Linked DNA regions of Homo sapiens: region 2 is linked to region 1. A link is a contact called in ENCODE Hi-C or POLR2A ChIA-PET data. All regions are on one chromosome and are shown on one strand. The core of a region is the stretch at or near the end of the contact, and the rest is flanking DNA. Distances in the headings are between cores, read along the strand shown. Region 1 overlaps RBMS1 (RNA binding motif single stranded interacting protein 1). Region 2 has its middle 24 kb from the start of RBMS1.

Region 1 (7,588 bases), core at 1,853-4,352:
TCTTCAAAAGCTGCACGTTCCCTAGCACACAGGAAAATTGTGTGTGTGTGTGTGTGCACGCGCACGCATGCTTGCACGCACACACATACGTTTATACATTTGTACGTGCCAGTGGATAAAGTCTATAATGATATGCACCAATAATCATATCCAGGACTTCAGGTGATTTTAATTTTTCAACCTACTTTTCTTTGTCTTCTAAGTGTACAATAAGCTTGTGTTTCTTTTGTAATATAAATTACCAAAAAGGTAGAATTTAGGAGTAACTAAGTGATAGAGGCAGAGGAGAAAATTAAGCTTTATATACTAAGTGCAAACTGAGATATACCTACATTTTATATTGTAGCAGATGAAAGAGGAGATCTAAATGGAAAGAAAGAAATGAGTAAAACTGTGGTGTAAACTAAAGAAGTTTTAGTAAATTCTAAGTAAAAGGTTTTATTAGCCAAGCTCACTTGGGCCAAGAGGTTTGAACATGAGCTTTTACCTGTTATCCTCTCCCTTTGAAATTCATATTATTATATAGTCATGTCTCTTAATTACTCTTCATCTTTTTACTGTCAGAGCTTGCTCTGGAGTGGATTATCTACTCTAGCAAAGAATATTATAATCTGGGTAGCTGGGGCTGTGGTCTAACCCAGTTACTTTGAAGCCAGATGAAATCCAAAGAATCTTCATAGTCACAGTTTTTTTTTTTTTTTTTTTCTTTCATGAAATTCTACATCATGCTGTTTGGTCGTGCACTTTCTTAGTGTCCTTAGAGTGTGAATTCCGCCAGTCAGGAGACCTGTTTCTCCTAGTACATCATATGTCCCTATTCCGTAACAGTGATTTTTTTTTTAAACAGGGGGTCTCACTCTGTCACCCAGGCTGGAGTGCAGTGACGCAGTCCTGGCTCATTGCAACCTCTGCCTCCCAGGCCCAAGTGATCCTCCCACCTCAGCTTCCTAAGTAGCTGGGACTACAGGCGTGCACCACCACGTCCAGCTAATTTTTGTATTGTTTGTCGAGAGGGTGTTTTGCCACATTGCCCAGGCTGGTCTCGATCTTCTAAGCTCAAGCAGTCTGCACACCTCAGCCTCCCAAAGTGCTGGGATTACAGGCGTGAGCCACCGTGCCTGGCTGATGATTTAAAAAAAAAAAAAAAATTAAGCTACAGATAGGAGCAAGGGGAGGTGAAGATCTGGTTGCTTTATGAATTTGTACCCAGATGTCTGTTACTCTTACAGGCATTGGTGATTGACAACAGAATTAGATTAAATGTTAACTGTCTATAACAGCTCCCCCTCACCCCTCACTTTAAATCTTACTGCAAGTAAAATGAGTAGAGAGAGATGATGACTACTGTGAACCCTCCCACTCCTTATCCCAGTCCCTGAGGTGCCATTTGATATATGGCTCCTCCTCATATTCTAGATCTGGACCTTTCCTGGCTCTTTTGTCATGACATCAAAAACTACTGGTTCTATACTGCATTGCCACAATAAGATATCCAAGTTGCCCACTGAGGAGCTAACTTAGCTAGGGCCTGACGGATTTCAAGGGTTGCATCTTCTAGTTCTGGGGTCTGTATTTTAATGGGAGCCTCTTGTGCTGGAAGTGGTATAATTGAGTGGACAGCCCAAAAGAAGAATATTTTAGGAAAGGGAAGCCCTTCAGCACCTTAGGTAAATCCAAATAAGCAGCTTCCTGTGCCACTTGTTTGCAGAAGGCCAGTATGCAGCTGCCCCACAGACAGAGTGGAATCCGTTTCTGATGTTCTGTGAAATCACAGTCTTTCAGTCTTACTCCACAACTTGCAAGGAAAACCACAATAGAAAGTAAAACTGATAAATGTCAGAAATCACTCTTTTTCTACTCACCATCCTCTGTCTTGTTATCCCTCTTTCAACCATAAGCCACGTGTTTATTTCTTATGTTTAAAACAAATGAGTAAAAAATGTCCTGTGCTTGGAAAATGAATATTTGAGTACCGTACAGACCTTCCATTACCCTTCTTCTTCCATACTCAGAGGGCATTGTTTCTCAAAATCATTTCATTGATAAGTTGCCATGAAAATTTACTCATTTGTGAGCTCTGGGATTTCAGGCAAGGTGTAATGCTCAAAACTTGTATGAGCTTTTTGTTTTCTCATATGCACAAATGGGAATAATAACACCTACCTCATAAGATTGTTGTGAAGTTAATTAAATAAAAGCATACATGCAAAGTACCTGGCACAGTGTCTAGGACATAAGTAGGAAGTCAACAAATGTAATGCCCTTTCTAGTTTCTTAGAAAATAGCCAACTAAATAGTTGAAGAGATTAGTGATAGTTTCATGGAAAAGATAATGTTTGAACAAGTTCTTCAAGTTCAAGCATGGGTAGAATAGGTAATGGAGAGATGTTTAAAGGGGTATTTAAGGTAAATTAATGCAACAGACAGGGTTGAAAAGCTGGATGCAGGGAGAACTATTATGTGTTTTTTGCATGTGTCTAGGAACAGTGAAGGGAGAAAGTAAAGATTGGAAACATATCAAAGACAAAATTTGGAAGAGTTATTGATCACCTGGGTTCAGGAATTACTGAGTTAGTGGTGGCACGAGGACCCCGAGCTTGGTAGGAGATTGGGAGAGTGAGTGCTAGTGAATGAAAAGAGATATGGAGAGAGACAGGGAAAGCCATGTTTGAGATAATATTGAAGATGAGATTTAGAAAGTCGTGGGCTTGATATTTCACTACTTAAATATTTCACTGGATATTTAAGAATCCTAATAAAATATTAAGGTATTTAAGTAGAAAGAGGAAGAGAGAAAAACCAAAGCTTTGGTGAGTTTTAAAAAAAACACATACACACACAAGGAAGAACTGAGCAGCATCAGAGGAGATTCATTAATTAAAAACATGGCACTGAATGAATTTCCTAAGAGAAGAAACAGTTGAAGACCAAATATTAAACTTGATGAAAGTACTTAGTTAAGGAGGGAGAAGAGGAAGCTGAATGGGCAAAGAACCCCTGAAAGAGGGCTGTGAAAGATGGAATGAGATGGGGGAGTACCTGCCACAGAGAAGGGAGGTGCACTGGCAGAGCGGACTCATGCCAGATGTAGCAAACAAGCTGAGAGAGGGTGTGGCATGGCTTGCATTCAGCACTACTGAGCCTTTTCTCTTTGCCTACTTCCTCATTCCCCTTTCTCCATGCATTTTCCTGTCTTTCCCATCATTAAATGTTGAAAGCAGAACTAGAAGTGTCGAAGGCCAACCCTTTACCTTCCTTCTCCTAAATGAGCCTTTCTTCTGTTTGGTTTACAAAATGCCCTGAACTCTGAGAGCTTGAGCAGTCTCTTAATCACTGTGACTCTCAATCTCCTTACCCCAAATTGGAGTCATACCTACCGTCCCCCCGCTTTTGGAAAAGTATGAAACAGGGATACAGTCTAAAAGTGCTTTTGTCAAGGACTTGTACACACGAGAGAGTCCTGGTGCCTTTGTCCATTTTTCGTGTTCCTGTAAAGGAATACTTATGCTAGGTAGTTTGTTAAAAGAAAAGGTTTATTTGGTTCGTAGTTCTGCCGGTTGTACAAGAAGCACAGCATCAGCGCTTGCTGCTTGTTGAGGGCCTCAGGAAGCTTCCACTCCTGGCAGAAGGCAAAGGGGAGAAGGTGTGTGCAGAGATCACATAGAGAAAGAAAACAGAGGAGGAGGTACCAGGCTCTTTGCACAACCAGTTCTCACCAGAACTAATAGAGCAAGAACTCACTACCACAAGGATGGCACCAAGCTATTCATGAGGGATCCACCCCCACAACCCAGACACCTCTCATTAAGCCTGATCTCCAACATTGGGAGTTTTTGTTTTGTTTTGAGACATGGTCTCACTCTGTCACCCAGACTGGAGTGCAGTGACGAGATCATGGCTCACTGCAACCTCTGCCTCCCAGGCTAAAGCGACCCTCCCACCTCAGCCTCCTAAGTAGCAGGGACAATAGGCCCCGCACCACCATGCCCAGACAATTTTTGTGCTTTGGGAGGGTAGAGACGGGGTTTTGCCGTGTTGCCCAGCCTGGTCTCGAACTCTAGGGCTCAAGCCATCCGCCGGCTTTGGCCTTCCAAAGTGCTGGTATTACAGGCATGAGCCACCATGCTCAGCTGGGAATCATATTCCAACATGAGATTTGGATGGGTGAAATATTCAAACGATAGGAGCTGGTAAATATCAAGCATGTAACCTAGGTAGATAGATGGTTGCTGAAAGGTTGTCTTTAGATCACTTATTTTTTTCTCATTTGTAGATTTTTATAGATTATTTCTTTGTAAGCCTAGTGATCTGTGTTAATATTGTTAAAATGCTCAGAATCTCAACAGGGAATTGAAGGTGTTTGTGCAGCATTATGCCTCTTAGATGTAATTGTCATTTGAACCTGAAATTATCTTTACTTTCATGCCTAGTTAGTAATCATTTGATTACATGATTACACAGAGTGAACATAAGGAAGATTAACTGAAGGAGAGAAGTGGCTCAAGCCATTTTTTTTTCTTCTAGATAAATATATTTCAGCTTGTTTCAGTGCATAAAATACAAGTGTGTAATATTCACAATGGTTTAAAATGCTACAAAATACTTCCATTTCCTAAAAATTTTAATATGCTTTTTGTCCTCAAAATCATTCATGAGAAAATTAAAGTAGAGCAAATGTGGAATTTTTGAAGTAAATGTCTAGGAAAGTAGACTGTAAATGAGGAAACGTGAGACTCAGATGCATCGAGTAAGTTAAATGCATTTCCCAGAGTCTTACTTTGATTTGATTTGTTTTGTTTTGTTTTTGAGATGGAGTCTTGCTCTGTCGCCCAGGGTGGAGTGCAGTGGTGCAATCTCGGCTCACTGCAATCTCCGCCTCCCCGGTTCATGCGATTCTCCTGTCTCAGCCTCCCAAGTAGCTGGTACTACAGGCATGCACTACCATACCCAGCTAATTTTTGTATTTTTAGTAGAGACAGGGTTTTGCCATGTTGGCCAAGCTGGTCTCGAACTCCTGGCCACAAGTGATCCATCCGCCTCACCCTCCCAAAGTGCTGGGATTACAGGTGTGAGCCACCGTGCCCAGCCTTACTTTGATTTTTAAGAAACAATTTTAAAAGTTATCTTTCAAAACTTTTTTTCCTCAATTTTTAGAAGGCAAGCATAGATAACAGTGCTTTTCCTTATAGTATGGCCACTATGGAGAGAGTGTGGGGTTCGGTTCATATTTACATTATACTGTCGCTTCGTTTTCAGTAGCAGTATGCTAAATTTTAATGTTCTTAATTTTTCCTATATTCCCCAGCATCTATGGCACATAAAGGAATTTGAACATATTTCTCATAGAAACTTCATAAAATTAATGATTAATCCCTGATTAATTCTTATATTCTTCTTCATTATATTCTTGATTGTCCGTTTCTTAGACACATGTGCATGCACACAAAGTGAGTTTACTGTATAATTATTATTACTGAGTTACAAGTGGTGTAAATAAGTGTATTTATGAACAGTTATAAAAGTCCTCAGTAAAAAGGATCTGTTTGACACCATTAAGTGTGCTAAACATAAACATGCGCACACACCTGCCCTTCTGTGGCGATATGGAGCCTTGCAATGGTGTCCACAGAACCAAAATGAATAGAATAATGCAAGCAGCTTTCCGCTGTTACTATTTCATAAAAGCTGTATGGATCATAGGACAGTACTTTCCTGTTAGAATTCTATAACCTTGCATTTGGCTTTGTATTTTACCACTGATATACTGTTATTAGAAGAAAATATTTGGTATAGAGCCCACATCCCATGTTTCTGTCCTAAGATTGTCAGGTAAGTACTTGATTTCTTCAGAGTTGAACTTCAAACTGCAATCCCACAATTCAAACAAGAGGCCTAGCCATTCCCTTTTTTTCAGTTTTGAGTTCAGAATTCTCATTTCCTGTCTCTTAGTAAAGAAAATTTTGTACTCTAAAGTTTGCAGATGTTTGAAAAGAATGTGTGTTCTTTGGATTTAGGCATTAATAAGGGTTCCTTATAACTTCTTTTTCTTTCTTTTCTTTTTTTCCTTTTTTTTTTTTTTTTTTTTTTTAGATATGGGAAAATAGTCTCCACAAAGGCAATTTTGGATAAGACAACGAACAAATGCAAAGGTATGTTTTCTTGGCTGGTTATTTGGTAAATGATAGCTTTAGAAAAATGATGGAATTTAAAACCTGATCTTTGGTTTCAAAACCACCTTCGTTTTATTAAAAACCAGATCTTATATATCACCCAGTTTCTGTCTTGCACAGTGTCAGCATATTACTTACATTTGTCCCTGGTTGGGTTTTGGCTACAAACCCAACAGCAGCTAGCAGTTTGCCAGAATTCCAGATTTGACGCCAGTAGAGTTAACATGCAAAATACGGGTTGGCATTTAGCCCTTGCTTTTAAAAGGGGAGTAGAGTTAGAAAATAGCTTTTCTTTCCTGAGCCTGAGGAGATTAGAGCTGCTTACTGAAGACCATTGGACTGTACTAAAGAACTGAAAAGATTACATATTGTGCAAATTGGCTCTATTAATTAGAATAGAGTAGTTTTAAGCAGTACTTAATTACATGTTTCAGTACTCCCAATTGTTCTCTGCTGAATGCCTGTTGACAATATTGGCAGCAGGGAGGAGACAACCATTTTCACTGACCAAATTGTAATAGGGAGGGGAGGTCATGCGCCCCTTTGAAATATGCTGCTGCATTAATTTGATGCACTGACCTTCAGTTTTCCATGTAATTAGGATGAGCTCATCCAGCCCCATGAGCTGGAAGAGGAGGCGTCTACAGTAGGCAGCACTGATGCTCTGTGGTTCTGACTTTTAATGATCCAGCATCTTAACAATAGGCATGTGATTTCTAGGAAAAGGGAAGAATAGAGTCAGCTGACTTTGAATCTAACTACTGACCCCATGAATTGAAATAAGTTGACAGGAATAGGCAGAGAAGGCAAATCTCCTCGTTAATTAGACCCCAGTTTTTCAAGTAGTGGTGACGGGGCAGTGGCTTAGCACAATCTGAAAAAGGCAGAGAACATAAATGAACCCTATGGTAGGGGCCTCTCCTTATAAGCCAAGCATTTCCTTTAATCTAGACTTGAAGTGGTTCATTGTATTTCTGTCTCTTCTTCAAAGTGCCTAAATTTAAAGGAGCTATTGTAGCAAATAGCTAAGCTCATGTTTAATCAACATGGCACATTAAGGCAATTTTGCCTTGGGACAGTGAATAGAGCGTGCTTTATGTAGAGTGGTACCCAATAAATATTTTAAATGAATTAAACTAGAGAGAGTCAAATTATAGACTGAAATGCATATACTTAGTTTCCAAGGTTAGTCTTATTTAACATTTATAAATGATTTGGGAGAGCAGAGACACAGAAAAAAAATCTTTTGGTTTTATAAAGAAAAATAGACTCTTGCAGGAATAAAAATAGGAGGCTGATCACCAACATCACTTTGAAACTAGAGAGAAATCAGAGTAGACAAGTGGTTTTATCCATACCCTACCTCCTCTCTTTTTCTTCCCCACCCCAAAAGAAATCTTAATGTCGGCTCAGTGTGT
Region 2 (7,588 bases), core at 2,858-5,357, 200 kb before region 1:
TTTATTCTTTGAGTTACAAACAATCCAGGCCAGGCGCGGTGGCTCAGGCCTGTAATCCCAACACTCTGGGGAGGCCGAGGCGGGTGGATCACGAGGTCAGGAGATGGAGAGCAGCCTGACCAAGATGGCAAAAGCCTGTCTCTACTAAAAATACAAAAATTAGCTGGGCACAGTGGCAGGCACCTATAATCCCAGTTACTCGGGAGGCTGAGGCAGGAGAATTGCTTGAACCCAGGAGGCAGAGGTCGCTGTGAGCAGAGATCACTCTAGCCTGGGTGACAGAGCAAGACTCTGTCTTAAAAAAAAAAAAACAAAAAACAAACAAACAAAAATCTAATTATGTAATTAAATCATTTTAAAATATACAACTAAGTTATTATTGACTGTAGTCACCCTATCATGCTATCTCTTTTCACTCCCTTGATAGTGTTTTTTGATGCATAGTAGTTTTTAATTTCAGTGAAATTTCATTTCTCTATTTTCTTTTGCTACTTGTGTTTTTGGGGTCATATCTAAGAAACCATTGCCAAATCTAAATATCATCAAGATTTACTCCTATACTTCCTTCTGAAAGTTTTATAGTTTTAACTCTTAGGTCTTTGATCCATTCTGAGGTTTTATGTTTTATTTGTCTTTTTGAGACAGGGTCTCATTCTCTCAGCCAGGCTGGAACGCAGTGGTGTGAACATGGCTCACTGCAGCTTTAATCTCCCATGCTCAAGCAATCCTCCCATTTCAGCCTCCTGAGTAGCTGGGACTACAGGCATGTGCCACCATGCCCAGCTAATTTTTATATTTTTTGTAGACATAAGGTTTCACCATGTTGCCCAGGCTGGTCTTTAATTTTTGTATATGGAGTAAAGATCCAAATTAATTCCTTTACATGGGGATATCCAATTGTCCCAGCATCATTTAGTTAAGAGGCTACTCTTCCTCATTGAATGGTCTTGGCACCCTTGTTGAAATCAGTTTGCCACAGATCTGTGATTTCTGGACTCATGCTTTTATTCATCTATATGTTTATCCTTGTGCCAGTATCACGGTGTTTTAATTACTATAGCTTTGCAGTAGCTTTTGAAATCAGGAAATGTGAGCTCTCCAATTTTGTTGTTCTTTTTTCAATATTGTTTTGGCTTTTTAGGGGCCCTGCAATTCCATATGAATTTGAAGTTTGGTTTTTCCATTTCTGCCAAAAAAAAAATAAAGAGGCTGTTGGAATTTTGATAGACTCCGTATTGAATGTTTAGATTGCTTTAGTATCGACATCTTACCAATATTAAATCTTCTAATTCATGAACATGTTATATCTTTTCATTTATTTAGGTCTTCCTCAATTTCTTTCAGCAATGTTTTATAGATTTCAGTGCAAAAATCTTTCACCACCTTGGTTAAATTTATAAGGTATTTTATTATTTTGGATAGTATTATAAATGGTACTGTTTTCCTGATTTCTTTTTTGGTCTCTTCATTGTAGAATTACCACTGAATTTGTGATCTTGTATCCTGCAACTTTGCTATATTCATTTATTAGCTCTAATAATTTTGGGAAATTTTTAAAAATTTTTCTAAATATGAGATCATATCATCTGTGACTAGTTTTACTTCATCTTCTTGAATAATTGCTCTAAAACTTCTAGTACAAAGTTGAATAAAAATGACAAAAGCAGACCTCCTTGTCTTGTTCCTTTGTCTTAGGAGAAAGTGTTCGTCTTTCCATTGAGCATAATGTTTGCCGTGGGTTTTTCATAAATTCCTTTTATCATGTTAGGGAGTTCTAACGGATTTTTTTTTTTTTTTTGCAACCTAGAATTCTACACTCAGTCAAGCTTTCAGAGGTGAGAGCAGAAGAAATGACATTTTTAAACTTGTAAAATCTCAGAACATTTCATCCCATGTATCTCTTCAGAAGTAGTTTCTTAAAAATGTACTACAGCAAAACAAAGGAGCAAAGTAATCAAAGAAAAAAATGTAGGATCCAAGAAACAGTACATCCATCCAATCCAGGAGCACAGTAAAAGGGAGCCATAGAATGACATAAAACCTAGAAAGTAATCAGTCCAAATTATAACACTAGTAAGGTACAAGGATTCCGAGGAGGAGATCTGTGGGAAAAGTTGGGAGAGGGGTAACTATGAAAGTATTAGTCCACGAATGACCAAAGTTGTCAAATTCAAACAAAGTCAGGAGCTTTAGGGAACAATAAAATAGATTCCAAGTTATAAGAAGAGTATGAAAGGAACTAGTTAGATACATAGTGGGGAAAGCACCATAACAAACAATCTAGACTAGAAATTATGAAACAAACTAAACTGTGGAATGATTTTAAGCAATTGGTGGCATAAGAAAGGTACCTTAATTTGAATTTAACACAAGTAATGGTCCTAAGAATGGCACCAAATTGTACTATCAGGAAGCCTCTGAGTGACCAATATTTACATACAAGAATGTTAAAGCAATGTATTGGTTTTCAGCATTCACAAAGCTGTAGACAATCATAGGAAGGTTTAATTATGGTTATAGAATACAACAAAATGTAACCAACAGTTAAATAGGAAGATAAAACAAATTGTTTGGATATCTCTTGGGCAAAAATTTAACAATCTTTTGGTCAGATTGGTTTCTTCATGGTAATGGACTCTACTAACAAGCCCGTCAAGATGTGTAGGGAGAAATGGCAGGTTTATAAGGCAATGTGAAGATCGGTGGCATGAAGTCCTGAGAAGGAGTTTGAAAGGAACCTGTTCAAAAGCATTAGTTAAAAAATAAAAGTACGTTGCGTGTGGTGACTCATACCTGTAATCCCAGCGTTTTGGGAGGGCAAGGCAGGAGGATTACTTGAGGCCAGGAGTTCAAGACTAGCCTGGGCAATGTAGCGAGACCCCGTCTCTAAAAATAAAAAATTAGAGAGACATAGTGGTGTGCTCCTACAGTCCTAGCTATGCAGGAGGCTGAAGTAGAATTGTTTGAGCCTATGAGTTCAAGGTTACAGTGAGCTATGATTGCATGCCACTGTACTCTAGCCTTGGTGACAGAGTAAGACACTGTCTCTACCAAAATTAGAAGATGTTCTTTCATCCTCTCAGGAAGAGTGAAAAAGAACTGGTGATAATACTTGAGGTTGAGGGAAAGTAATTTCCAGAAAAATTTGCCAGACTACTCTAAAAGTTCCATCACTATTTAGCTAGTTTCTAACGTTTGTCTGAAAACTAAGAATGGTGTATCACATTCAATTCATTTTAAGCATAAATTTGAATCCATGAATAAAGTTTTTCATTTTTGCAGACACCACGCCCTTTTCCTGTTCTCCAGTTCTTTTCAATTTTGTTCCATAAGACAATTGTGCCATTATGCTCCATGGAAACCATTCCATGCATTCTTGGCATCAGTTTTTGGTCCTCTTGGTGTCTTTAACTCCTACTAATATGAATGGGCATGACCTCAGTATCAAAGGGTCATTTAATTTGGTGTACAACATGATAACAAATTATCTTCTGTGCACATAATATATACAAATTCAAAGCTTGCCCAGAATATAAATAGTTCTTGAACATATTCTGTCCTTTTTGAAAAGCAATGCTGTATGCATGTGCACAAGTTCCATGATTTCCATGATTTCCCCTAGACATTTTGGACATGTTACATGTGGCTTCACCAGAAAAGGAAAGTGGAAAAGTCAGGCGATTATCTAATGAACGTACTTAATGGAGGCAGTCAGTCTGGAACACATAGCAGTAAAGCAATTTCTCAGAATCCCTTTTTGAAACTTGAATTATCAATAATGTCACCTTAGCCCCTCAGTGATTTGTGTATGTGTTGCAAATTACTTGAAATGAAGACATTTAGGTGGCAATATTTTGCCTATTTTCATAGAGAAAGAAGAAACTGACCTTGTTTAAATAAATGTCAAAAACTTTTAACGTAGACACTGGCAAGTTTAATTTTTTTTTCCATTGAGGTACATGATGTACCATAAGCTCCAGCTGAATTCTGAAGCTGTTGCTTAGCTCTTCCTGTGGGCCTCCTCCAAATACAACTTCACCTAACACGCTAGAAGTGGAAGAGGCAGGAGGGAGAACAAACGCCCCTCGAGATTTCAGTGACTCATCTTAAATGGCCTTTTACACGCCTGTGTACTTGTGGTTAAGAACCGTGGGGCTCAGAGTGCAAATATGTAAACTACATAAATTAGTACCTTGAATCAAAAGCCAAGGTATGTTTTTTAACCAGCACTGAAATATAGATAAGCTCTCCCTCCCACTCTCCCACCCGCTTAAAATGGCCCCACAGGAAGCAGGTAGGAAGATCATTTTGTTTTCCACCCTCTCCAGCCCTACGTTTCTGTCCCAGGCAAAGGCAGCTCATTGGAATTGTCCCAGCAGGCTTGTTATGTCTGAGAGTGAGGAGGAAGATGCTGAGAGCTGGGCTTTGTTAGTTTCATGTTTTCTGGAGCACAGTGTGGGTGTGCTGTGAATACTGAGATGACATCAATCACAGAAGGTAATACAAAAACTCGCTTAGCATTAGGTGTAAGACAAGGTCAAGCAAATCTTCAGCTGGACCCAGACCTACCACCTGTTTTCAGGATTAGTTGGCAAGACAATATACTTGAGAAATCTCTGCAACAATCTACTGATCTCTAAAACCTGCCTCTTAGTCCCATGGGGACTACTGTCTTCCGCAGTGTGTGTGAGCATCTTCACTTTCCACCCCCCAGCATTACACTCCCTGACACTGACCCGATAGTCCTTTAATCAACCAGTTTGCTATTTCTTCCATCTCTAACTCTAATACTTATGAGTTAATGTGCCTCAACCTCCAAAGTTCTCTCCCTCGAAACTCTCCACTCTAAAATTCCCCATAATCAGAGAGCCTCCCATCGGATATCTCGCCATGCATCAGTTCAACTTCATCCACATTGGGTTATCAACAAACTTGAAGTATGTGAGCCACTACCTTTTCAGCTTTCCTTTCCATCTTACTTTCTGGTTCATTTGAGCTGCCATTTAAAATTTGCCACTTAAAAAAATGATCCTTTCTTTCTTTTTTTTTTTTTTGTTGTTTTTTTAAGACAGATTTTCACTCTTGTTGCCCAGGCTGGGGTGCGATGGCACGATCTTGGCTAACCACAACCTCTGCCTCCCAGGTTCAAGCGATTCTCCTGCCTCAGCCTCCTGAGTAGGTGGGATTACAGCCATGTGCTGCCACCACACCCAGCTAATTTTGTAGTTTTAGTAGAGATGGGTTTTCTCCATGTTGGTCAGGCTGGCCTGGAACTCCCAGCCTCAGGTGATCCACCTGTCTCGGCCTCCCAAAGTGCTGGGATTACAGGCATGAGCCACCGTGCCTACCTGATCCTTTCTTTTTTCTACTTACAGAAATAGAACATGCTCATGAACACTTTCTTCCTTAGTGTCTTGCTATTCCATCGTCTTGATATATGTTAAACAGTTGACCATTTTGACAATGTGCTCGTCTAGAATCCTTTATAAATTTGCTGTCTTGCCAACCACTATCTCTTCCCTCTGTAGGTTGTGTTCTGTTTTCTCCCTCTCCTGCTTCCTGGTTGATAAATGTCATTTGGAGTGAGTCACAAAAATCTGTTGATGGAAGCCATTTTTTATTCATGCCCTCCAAGCTCACCTGATTCCTTCTCGACTATTAGTGATCTTTTAATGCCTTTCTTGCCAAGTCACTAAGTCTCAACAACTGCTATCCCTCATTTTCTTCACTTCCCCTAAGCTTCAAGCTGCCGTTGATTTTCCTCTTTCTGGGCAGATGCTTTAACATCACACTTAATTGAAAAGAGAAATCATCATCTGAGTTGACATATCCTGCAGAATTTCTGTGGTCCCTGTACTTGATATTCTTTAGCAAATGCAAATCTAAGCTTTCCCCAACCCCCCAAGCTGCTCTCTTCCCTGCATTTTCACACACAGGTTAAATGACTGCCCACACTCAACATGGCTTGCAGGCAGCAGAGCTGGGCTTCAAAGCCAAGAAACCTGGCTGCAAACTCCTGTGCTTAACCACTACACTGTGCTGCTTCACACTTATGCTACTGCCTTCTTTCTTCTTCCCTCATCTCCCAAATATCTGAATCATCTGTGCTTCTTGATTCAATCGTTACCATTCCTCTCTAATCCTTTGCAATTTCCCTTATAACCTCACCTGTGTCCTGAAATTATTCTCTCCAAAATGTCCTCACCCAAAAACTTTTTCTTGCTTGCACAATCCTTAACTTTTCTAGAGTACTTGAATCTATTGGTGAAGGGAAAAGGTGTGGGAAGAGAATTTGCATTTCCTAAGTAGCTGCTAGGTATCAGAAGTTTTGCATATAGCTAACCTAATTTCTTACAATAGCTGTATGGTATAAGTAATATTTTTCATAAGAAAAAAATTTGCAAAACACATTTGCTTATGGATTTGTCTAAATGAGGCTATTTTAAAACAAAGAGAACTTTTTAGGATTTAATAAGACACAAAGCCCAATTTTTAAAATGAACAAAAGATTTAAACACACAGTTTACCAAAGAGGGGTAAACAAATACTAAAAAAAAAATGCTTAACATCATCATATTATCAGTCCATTTTCATACTGCTATAAGACTGGGTAATTTAGAAAGAAGAGAGGTTTAATTGACTTACAGTTCCGCGTGGCCGAGGAGGCCTCAGGAAACTTACAATCATGGTGGAAGGAGAAGCAAGACACCTCACTCACAAGGCAGCAAGAACGAGAATGAACACAGGAGGACCTATCAAACACTTATAAAACAATCACATCTCGTGAGAACTCACTCACAATCACGAGAACAGCATAGGGAAAACTTGGCCCCATGATTCCATTACCTCCACCTGGTCTCTCCCTTTACACGTGGGGATTATGGGGATTACAGGGATTGCAATTCAAGATGAGATTTTGCGTGACACAGCCAAACCATATCGATCATTAACCATTAGGAAACTGCAAACTTAAAAAATACCACCTACGCACACACACTTGAATGGCCCAAATAAAGAAGACTCAAAATACTAACTGTTGACAAATATGCAAAACAATAGTATACATTGCTGGTGGGAATGTAAAATTGTACAGCTAATTTTAAAACAATTTGGCAGTTTCTTATAAAGTTAAATATACATATACCATATAACTAATCCCACTTAGGCATTTACCCAAGGAAAATGAAAATGTATGCTCACACAAAGACTTGTACTCAGATATTCATAACAGTTTTATTCATAATTGCCAAAAACTGGAAACAACTCAATTGTCCATTAATTGGTGAACACATAAATAACCTGTGATATTTTCAAAAAGTGGTTAACTAGTCAACAATAAAAAGAGAATGAATTATGATATCTGGCAACAACATGGATGAATCTCAAAAGCATTATGCTAAGTAAAAGAAGTCAGGCATAAAATATTATATATGTGAAATTCTAGAAAAGCCAAAACTATATTGATAAGAAGCAGATCAGCTGTTGCTAGCAGCCCGCAGTGGAGGGAAAGATTTAGGTGTAACGGGTATGAGGGCATCTTGGCTGGTGATGAAATGTTCTGTATCGTGATTGCGAGGCTAGTTTCACA

The links. A loop is a pair of places that touch in the nucleus more often than their neighbours do. ChIA-PET counts read pairs that join two places held with the same protein, here RNA polymerase II (POLR2A). Pooled maps may share reads with other maps.
Region 2: a pooled map shows a loop between it and region 1 (2.6-fold over the local background). The contact joins two enhancer-like sites. A Hi-C loop is called at or near these places in 1 of 168 maps with a recorded cell type or tissue (esophagus muscularis mucosa) and 4 of 50 pooled maps. POLR2A ChIA-PET finds 5 or more read pairs at or near these places in 2 of 52 experiments (HEK293 and activated T-cell).

The regions. Positions count from the first base shown.
Region 1 is chr2:160,316,730-160,324,317 of GRCh38, reverse strand. RBMS1 (RNA binding motif single stranded interacting protein 1) reads left to right here. Exons shown (of 14, transcript NM_016836.4): 3 at 6,091-6,149. Among named protein-coding and RNA genes, the nearest start is that of LINC02478, 49 kb to the right of the region's middle. Within about 2 kb of position 3,102, at least 2 of the 41 ENCODE cell types and tissues checked have a DNase peak (open chromatin) inside an H3K27ac peak, as active enhancers do.
Region 2 is chr2:160,513,695-160,521,282 of GRCh38, reverse strand. No RefSeq gene overlaps it. Among named protein-coding and RNA genes, the nearest start is that of RBMS1, 24 kb to the right of the region's middle. RefSeq lists an enhancer at 6,193-6,362. Within about 2 kb of position 4,107, at least 2 of the 41 ENCODE cell types and tissues checked have a DNase peak (open chromatin) inside an H3K27ac peak, as active enhancers do.